Regions from separate parts of the Homo sapiens genome. Here regions 2 and 3 are each linked to region 1. A link is a contact called in ENCODE Hi-C or POLR2A ChIA-PET data. All regions are on one chromosome and are shown on one strand. Each heading gives the region's core, a stretch centred on a gene start or an enhancer-like site at or near the end of the contact. The rest is flanking DNA. Distances are from core to core; before and after follow the strand shown. Region 1 holds the start of TMEM19 (transmembrane protein 19). Region 2 holds the start of YEATS4 (YEATS domain containing 4). Region 3 holds the start of CPSF6 (cleavage and polyadenylation specific factor 6).

Evidence for each region. A loop is a pair of places that touch in the nucleus more often than their neighbours do. ChIA-PET counts read pairs that join two places held with the same protein, here RNA polymerase II (POLR2A). Pooled maps may share reads with other maps.
Region 2: a loop to region 1 is called in a pooled map, with 6 times the contacts of the local background. The contact joins the promoter of YEATS4 here to the promoter of TMEM19 in region 1. A Hi-C loop is called at or near these places in 6 of 50 pooled maps. POLR2A ChIA-PET finds 5 or more read pairs at or near these places in 2 of 52 experiments (activated B cell and activated naive CD4-positive, alpha-beta T cell).
Region 3: a loop to region 1 is called in a map of naive thymus-derived CD4-positive, alpha-beta T cell, with 20 times the contacts of the local background. The contact joins the promoter of CPSF6 here to the promoter of TMEM19 in region 1. A Hi-C loop is called at or near these places in 2 of 168 maps with a recorded cell type or tissue (CD4-positive, alpha-beta memory T cell and naive thymus-derived CD4-positive, alpha-beta T cell), 1 of 37 single-sample maps with no recorded cell type and 8 of 50 pooled maps. POLR2A ChIA-PET finds 5 or more read pairs at or near these places in 2 of 52 experiments (activated CD8-positive, alpha-beta memory T cell and naive thymus-derived CD4-positive, alpha-beta T cell).

The regions. Positions count from the first base shown.
Region 1 is chr12:71,684,749-71,687,621 of GRCh38, forward strand. TMEM19 (transmembrane protein 19) reads left to right here and starts at 1,334. Exons shown (of 6, transcript NM_018279.4): 1 at 1,334-2,062. The coding sequence starts at 1,933. It overlaps LOC124902965 (a long non-coding RNA gene), which reads right to left and starts at 1,316. Exons shown (of 2, transcript XR_007063367.1): 1 at 1,174-1,316. RefSeq lists silencers at 1,606-1,675, 1,666-1,881.
Region 2 is chr12:69,357,917-69,361,078 of GRCh38, forward strand. YEATS4 (YEATS domain containing 4) reads left to right here and starts at 1,827. Exons shown (of 7, transcript NM_006530.4): 1 at 1,827-2,107. The coding sequence starts at 2,057. RefSeq lists enhancers at 1,571-2,174, 1,732-1,921, 2,175-2,776 and a silencer at 2,202-2,361.
Region 3 is chr12:69,238,220-69,241,052 of GRCh38, forward strand. CPSF6 (cleavage and polyadenylation specific factor 6) reads left to right here and starts at 1,350. Exons shown (of 10, transcript NM_007007.3): 1 at 1,350-1,487. The coding sequence starts at 1,428. RefSeq lists silencers at 1,173-1,672, 1,823-2,042 and enhancers at 1,506-2,086, 2,087-2,666.

The DNA.
Region 1 (2,873 bases), core at 84-2,583:
CTGACATCCAGGGACTGACCTGACACAGCTACACCACAGTGTTGGGAGATAGCTTGACATTCACAACTAGGCTATGATTTTCCTATCGAACACCAACTAATCAGAGAGGGTCACTCTGTGACTGTGGTGAAGCAAGGCAAAAAAAAGAAAAAAAAAAAAAAGACCAGTTTATAATTTTGTCTAAGCAGAGACAAAAACAATGCGACTGTGCAAACCACAAAACATTAGCTTTCATTATTAATAATTTTACCCAGTAGTCTGGTAACATTGATACTGGCCAGTCAGCTTGGTGAAATAATCCAAACATTTACCTATGCAGAACAGACTAAGACAAAAATAAAGTAGGCACATAATACATTTCAGCATAAAGACCATATATGTATATTATCTAGTACAGGAAGCCCACTACTATTTAGTCCTACTTCACAGATTTGATTCTTAGTTAACTACTTAATTAGATGTCTTACCAAAGAAAATGACAAGCTGTCTTGGCATGTATTTTGAAATTTAAAATAATGTGAGCTTTTTTAAAGTAACTACTCTTGGGGCTTAAAACACAATTGCATACTGTGTCTGAAATGGATTTGGCTCCTCTTCTTACACTGTCAGCAATTAACTGAAAAAATTGATAAATATTATGTAATTATCAGTTAATTACTGTTAACCCAGGCAAACAAGTTAATTTCACATAAAACATGAAATCAGGCCGGGCGCTGTAGCTCACGCCATTAAACCCAGCACTTTGGGAGGCCGAGGTGGGTGGATCCCCTGAGGTCAAGAGTTCGAGACCAGCCGGGCCAACATGGCAAAACCCCGTCTCTACTAAAAATATAAAAATTAGCCGGGCGTGGTTGTGGCGCCTGTAATCCCAGCTACTCCGGAGGCTGGAGCAGGAGAATCGCTTAGAACCTGGGAGGCGGTGGTTGCAGTGAGCAGAGATCGTGCCACTGCACTCCAGCCTGGGCGGCAGAGAGAGACACTGTCTCGAAAAAAAAAAAAAGAAAAGAAAAGAAATCAGCCACGATTCAGATTTTTAATGCTAACAAGACGTTTTGCTTTCTAAATGCACACACCTTTAATATAAGGGGTGTGAGGACAGATATTTCCACAATCTAAGTGGTGTTATGACAATAATTACGAGAGCTCAGTAATAGAAACTATGTTTAACTTTACCTCGCTAGCAGCCAGGAGTCTAGCACATTATAGGTACTAAACAATGTTGTTTAGTACCTATAATGTGGTTTTGGAGAAGCAGTGCAAACGCAGCCGGCCAGGATGCCAGCAGTGCCTGCCCACGTGAGCTAGGCGACATCCCCCTAAGCGGCTGCGGCGCATGCCCACAGCGGGCGAGGCGCTAGAGGCGGGGGCGCCGGGAGGCGCGGGCTTTGCTCCTGGGGTCTCGGCCTTGGCCGGCTGGACCTGACCCTAGGGCGGCTTGCGCAGCTGTCGGGACGTGACTGCGTTCAGCCGCGTCGGGCGTGCTTCCCAGACTTGCCCAAGTTCGGGTGCCCTAGCTGCCCCTTTGCAGCCGCTGGCCTACCCGGCCCGCGGGTGAGAAGGTTGCGACGGGAGGTGGGTGGAACTCGCCAGCGCCGGGACCGCGGATTGGCTGCCTCGGCTTTCTCTTTTCCCCGTGGGCTCCGGCGTGAGGCGCTGAAGCGGCCGGCAGCCGGCGACCGGCCCTCACCGTCCGCCGGGTTGCGCTCTGCTTTTGCGGTGAGGCGTTGACCACGCCCATATGAATTGGAGCTCTCCGCCAGTAGGAGTTTCCGGAAGGAGTTTGAATTTTTGTGATTTTTATGCTTGTTTGGTCGGTGGAATATGTTGGGATTTATGTTTGCCTCTGAACAAGTGTCTTGCTCACATCGTAAATGACTTTCTCTCCGAAACGCTAAATATTCTTTCCCGCAGGAGCTCATATCCTTATTTTCCATGACAGATCTTAACGACAATATATGCAAAAGATATATAAAGATGATAACTAATATAGTTATACTGAGCCTGATCATTTGCATTTCGTTAGCTTTCTGGATTATATCAATGACTGCAAGCACCTATTATGGTAAGTCTGAGTGTTCTAAGTTGTTTCTCTGTAATCTAGTCAGAGGAAATTAAAACCATACCATTGTGAAATCCAAAACTCATATCCTCTGAATGGTTATGAATGGTTGTGTTTACTTAACTTCCATAGCCTGATTTAACTTACTAACATGATAGTATAAACAATGCCTTTAATAAATGCTTGTTGTGATAATTCGAGTTATACCTATTTCTTTTTTTTTTTAATTTTTATTTTGTATAAGATAGGGGTCCCTCTGTGTTGCTAGGCTGGTCTCAAACCCCTAGGCTCAAGTGATCCTCCCACCTGTGTCTCCCAAAGTGCTGGCAATACAGGCCACCACTTCTGGACTAGTTACACCTATTTCAAAATGTCTTTATATTTTATGTAACTATTCCATCTGTCTTGGTAAAAGATAAGTGAGGCGAATATAGCTTTGTAAAGCAATTACAGTGATGCTTTTAATTTTGAATAAGAATATTAGTAATGGGCCAGGCGCGGTGGCTCACGCCTGTTATCCCAGCACTTTGGGAGGCCGAGGCGGGCAAATAACCTGAGGTCGGGAGTTCAAGACCAGCCTGGCCAACACGGTGAAACCCCAGCTCTACTAAAACTAGAAAAAAGCTGTAATCCCAGCTACTTGGGAGATGGAGGCAGGAGAATCACTTGAACCCTGGAGGCGGAGGTTGCAGTGAACCAAGATTGAGCCACTGCACTCCAGCCTGGGCCACAGAGCGAGAATCCGTCTCAAAAAAAAAAAAGTAGTAATGTAGTTTATCAGTTTCACATGTTCTGTAAAAATAATAAGAATTAA
Region 2 (3,162 bases), core at 577-3,076, 2.3 Mb before region 1:
AGAGGGAAAGCAATGTTTGTTGGAGATTTTGCTTTAGTTTTTGATAAATATTTCTTAGTCATACCAATTGTTTTAAATATAATTACGCCCCCAAACCAAATTTCTACTCTTATTCTGGCAACAGAATAAAAATCAATATCAATGTTTGATCATTTTCAAAGAAACTCAGTTCCTATCTTGGTTGAAATGCAGTGACATCCATATGACAATTGAGCTCTTCATGTGGCACTAATATAACTAAGCCCTGAGCACATCCCTTGCACTTCTATTTAGTGAAGTCTTTTAAAAAGTATTTTCTTTACAGTTGTTAAGTGGAATTACTAAAAATTACAATCAGCAGTATTTTCTACTCTTTTAGCTTATTTTTTAAAATATTTATCTCCATGCTTTTCAATATTACACCTATATTGCTTCTTCTTGATTTTTCCATTTTAAGATACTGACTTCCTACTATGGAAGTTAAAGATTAAGCTCTATTTCCTCCTCCTCCATCCCCATCAAGCATAGTACCCTTCTCCAAAGCCCATCCTTCTAAATGTAATTCTTTTTTTGAGGGGGAGGGGGGATCAATACTCAGTTTTTTTTTGTTTTGTTTTTTTTTTTTTTTTGAGACGGAGTCTTGCTCTGTCACCCAGGCTGGAGTGCAGTGGTGCGATCTCGGCTCAAGGCAAGCTCCGCCTCCCGGGTTCACGCCATTCTTCTGCCTCAGCCTCCCAAGCAGCTGGGACTACAGGCGCCCACCACCACGCTCGGCTAATTTTTTTGTATTTTTAGTAGAGACGGGTTTTCACCGTGTTAGCCAGGATGGTCTCGATCTCCTGACCTCGTGATCCGCCCACCTTGGCCTCCCAAAGTGCTGGGATTACAGGCGTGAGCCACCGCGCCCGGCCAATACTCAGTATTTATGTAACAATAAATACAATTACTTTCCTTTCTTGCACAAGATTTTGTTTTCCCTAGAATTAATAGCTGCATAATTCTTACAGCCGCTTAGTTTTCTGTGTACCTGTCATGAGTTAAACTCCAAACTCTCGGTCAAATCTCCTCTTGATTCAACGCCAGCTGGAATTTTGTCAATCCCATCCTTCTGAAGCAGTGTCTCCCAAAGATTTCTGACCGAATCTAATCTAGATGCGTTGCCGTCTATGCCTATACACAGCTATTGTTCCCGGAGCTCTTTCAGTATCATCTTGGGATCTTACTATTTTCTGTGTTTGTTATTTATTGTATTTCCTGCATTTCATAATTTCCTCCTTCTTGGCTTATTCCCTCATTTTGGTGGATCAGATCTACAGGATCTTCCTGGAGGTACTGAGAAAGGTAAGATAGGTACTATTTTTTGTGTGTAGTGATTTAGCACATCTGAAACTCTATTCTATTCACACACTAGATTGGTAGTTGGATGAGTATTGAAGACTAAATCGGAAGTAATTTTCCCTCAGAGTTTTGAAGACAGTGCCGTATGGCTTCCTAGATTCTAACTGAGCAATCTGAAGCCACTCTGATTCTATAGTCTGTATAACCTGGAAGGGTGTGGGATCTCTTTTTCCTCGATGTTCAGAAAATTCACAATGATATGCCTTGACGTGGATGCTTTAATATTTGTGCTGGGTGCTTAGTAGGATCTTTCAGTGTGGAAACTCATCTCCTTAACATCTGGACAACTTTTTGAAGTCATTTATTATTTCCTGCCTTTCATTTTTTTTTTGGTTTGGAACTCCTGCACTGGTCCTGTGATGTGACTGCAGCCGCCAGGCGCGTGCGCAGTGTACACTGCGTGCGCATACGCGAGCCCGTTGCGCCTGCGCGCGGTGCGGCCGTCGCCCCTCTTTTCGCGGCGTTCTCCACCTGCGCGGGCCTGAATGGCCTTCAGGAGCACAGTCGGCCTGAGGAGTTGACGGTTACTCACCGCCGTGAGCCCAAGTAACTCGCCCTCCTTCGGCTAGAAACCCTCCGCCTGGGCCCGCGCGACAGGAGCGCGGTCTCTGAGGGGAGCGGCGACCCCGCCAGCCCCGGTCTCTTTCCCTGGCGGCGGCGGCTTCTTCCGTGGGACAATATGTTCAAGAGAATGGCCGAATTTGGGCCTGACTCCGGCGGGAGAGTAAAGGTCAGTGCCCGGACCGCCCCTCTTCCGGGGTGGCTCTCCCGCCTCGGTTCCTCCCTGCGCGGCGCGGGGAGGGCCCACTGGGTTTCCTTTCGCGCCTTTTCTCCTCGGGTTTGAACCGTGGTTTCAGGTTGGAGAGCGAGTCAGAGCCATTGAGCGAAAAACCGGCGTTCATTGGGCCCCAACTTCCTCGCGTCACTGCCAACTCCCACCCCCGCCAAAAAACAAACAGATAAATGGTGGCTTGGGGAAACCCGGACGTGGCTGCCAAGGAAACGGGCGACTCCGAGGGCTGGGAAAGCTCAGCTTGGTGCACATTCGCTGCCAATCTAGGTTATTGGTGAAGCGGTGACGCCACCCTCCTGGTGTGAGGATAACAATAACTGTAGCAAACAGTCGCTGAGCGCTTACCCGCAGTATTTCCAAGTGCGGTAACTGAGACACCGAGGCATACGAAAGCTAAGAAAATTTGCTGGAGTTCATGGTGTTCACAAAGCCTCAAAGCAAGAGCATAACACTGTGCCTGGCACATGGGGAACATTCAGTAAATGTCAACTTCTTTTGTTTTTGATGAAATTACCATAGACCCTAGCGTAATGTTTGACATTGTAATATTTATTTCCCTCACACAGCCCCTGGCACGTTAATTTTTTTTTTTTTTTGAGACGAAGTGTCTGTCTTGTTGCCCAGGCTGGAGCGCAATGGCACGATCTCGGCTCACTGCAACCTCGGCCTCCCAAAGTGCTGGGATTACAGGCGTGAGCCACCGCGCCCAGCCGTGGTTCATTCTTTTTAAAGAAAAATTTCCTTTCCTTTATAAATAAAAATCAGAAGGGGTACAAATAGTTGTTTTTATCAGGAGCCAGTGGGTCCTGCCTTAAAAATTAACGTGCAGGGCCGGGCAAGGTGGCTCACGCCTGTAATCCCAGCACTTTGGAAGGCCGAGGAGGGTGGATCACCTGAGATCAGAAGTTCAAGACCAGGCTGGTCAACATGGTGAAACCCCGTCTCTACTAAATATACAAAAATTAGCCGGGCGTGGTGGCGGGCACCTGTAA
Region 3 (2,833 bases), core at 100-2,599, 2.4 Mb before region 1:
TTTTCCACCATACCAAGTGCAGATTGAGTCTTTTTTATGCAAAAATGCTTGGATTTGAGGGGATTTTGGAATATTTGCATATACATAAATTATCCAGGAGATGGGACCCAAGCCTAAACGAAATTCATTTATGTTTCACATATACCTTATACACACAGCCTGAAGATTATTTCATACAATACTTTTAGTTATTTTGTGCATGAAAAAAAGTTTTGATTGCATTTTTGACTGCGACCTGGCAAATAAGATCAGGTGTGGAATTTTCCACTTGTGGCATCATGTCAGTGCGCAAAAAGTTTCAGATTTTGGAGCATTTCAAATTTTTGGATTAGAGATGCCCAACCTTACAGATGTTGTTTGGGTTATTCTATGAATGATTTCTGGCCAGTTTCTCAGGAAACACGCTCTACTACAGTATATTTTTTAATGAGTGAAAAAGAAATTAAGAATGGAGGGGAAAGTTTCAAACTGGAGAGACATCTTTGAGTAAAGTATCGTGGCTGAATGTTCCTACCTTTATTGACCATGTGACCTGGTTAAATCACTTAGGTTCTATTAGGCCTCAGTCTTCTCTTCTGTAAAATGAGATGTTTAGACCTAAGGACACCTTTCCAGTTCCCTTCCCGTTGGGACATTCTAGGATTCTGAGAGAGAAGCCCCCCTGGCCTCAAGATACCTCCACTCTCTTGGGTGTGCTCTAAGATGACTGCATTCATGTTAGAAGCATCTGAACTACGCCAGAGACAACCTACTGTAGATCTAAGGAAGAAAAAATGAATGGCAATGAATGCGAGAGGAAGGTGGGGGGGAAAGAAGCCCACGAAGATTAGAGATGGAAATGGCAACATAAACAGCATGCAAAGATAACCACTGACGGGTATCTAGCGTTTACGATGCAAATAAAACTCTGCTGGTCTCTGAGGATGCAGAAACAAGACATTGTTTTTGGTCTTAAGCCGTTCACAGAATGCCCGGGGGTTACACTTTGCATTTAAGCACGGACATATAACTTCCACCTTTAAAAGTCCTGGATGTGAGAAAGATAAGAACAACGGATAAATGAAAATATTAACAAAACGTCTGAGTATGCCAGAGGCCACGTGAAAAGACGGTGTGTGGAAACAGGTGGGACCCACTGCTAAGCTGGATGCGCGAGTAGGACAAAAAAATTGGCCCCCACTCCCGGGCCTCACCCAGACACAAAAGAAACGTCCTCTGCCCTCAGAGGCGCAGCCTTTCCTCAGCCAGCAGAGCGGCTGGGCTGCAGAGTCCCCGCCCCCGGCCGGCCCCTGTCGCCCGCGCCTCCCTCCCTCGGGCCTCGGAAGTGACGCAAGCGCCCCCCCACCGCCGCTAGATCCGCTGCTGCTGCCGCGGCGGGCAGACCTGCAGGAGGCGGCGGCGGCGGCGGCGGCCGAGGCTGAAGGAAGATGGCGGACGGCGTGGACCACATAGACATTTACGCGGATGTCGGCGAAGAGTTCAACCAGGTACGTGAGAGCCCAGGTCCCCGCCGCCGACGCGGGCGGCGCTGCGGCCGGGAAGCTGACCCGGGGCCCGCTGCGGCCGCGAGCCGAAGCGACTGCAGAGTGTGCGCCCTTGCCGCCTCTGGGCCGCGCCGCCGACCCCTGGCGTGGCGCCCCCCCGCCCCTCGTTCTACCGCGTCGTTTCACGGGCCGCGGGCGCGGCGAGTCGCCGCGGGGCCCGGAGCGCGGACGCGGGCCGCTGTGCAGCTGCCGCCGGCTCCTCCCTCGCCGGCGCTGCCTCGCTCCCTATTGTTGGCGGCACCCGGCTGGCGCTTCCCGCCGCGCTAGGCCCGGGCGGTGGGGCCGCGTGTAAGCGGCGGAGAGAACTGGCCGCCGCCGCGCCCCCTCCCCCGTCGCTGGTCGGAGGAGGAAGCCCTGGCGGGGCGCGTGCCCGCCGCCGCCGCCCCTTCCCCGCCGCTGCCGCTCGGGCTCCGATTCCTCCCATCGCTCCATTTTGTCTCCCTGCCCGCGCACTGTCGCCTCATGGAAGGCCGCGTTCACGGCCCTTTGTATCCCGCGCGCCCAGTCCCCGGGGCTCTCCTTCTCGGGTTTGCGACAGGTTTCGGCGTGGCGCCTTCCTCCTCCCCTCACACTTTCTGAAGGCGACTGAGGTGCGGGCTCATTTGCAACAAGTCCTTTGACTTTTGGAGCCACAGATAAAAGTCGGTGCGCTGGTCCTGCCTCATTAATCCAGGGCTTGCAGTGCTTTGAAGCCCAGTCGTTGTTGGCCTTTGTGATGAAAATACCTGTGAAGATGAGTGGCCGGGGACCAAAAGGAAGAATTGGAAGCGCGATGGTTGGATGGAACAAAAAGATGTTAGCTCACCCACAGATCTCATAGTGATTAAAATGAAAGAACGTTCACCCCAAATCCTTATGATGTGGTTTAAAAATAAAGAGTTATAGATAAGACCCTATTTTCGAAAACAAAGTGTTAAATCCCCCCACCCCCACCCCCGGGCCCCGTGTTACCTTTTGAAAGGTTGAGCGAAAGTGAGAATGCAAGGTTTTCCTGAACGACGTTGCTTAGAGGTAACGCGGGGCTGTGATGTCTGTTAATGGGCATCCTTGCAAAAGATGTCGTTTGTTGCTAGTGACGTTTAAGGTTTGAACCTGCTGTTCGTATCTACTGCATTTTATGTAGTAACACATTTAAAACAATTAAATTGTGCTTAACTGCAATGTTCCTAAAAGCCTTATTTTTTTGTATTTCCCAGGTCCCTATGAGAAGTTTAATGAAATATTACTGGCTAATGTGGTTTTCCCACCTCCATTAACCATCATATTCGTGACTAGTTGCTCAGGCTTTT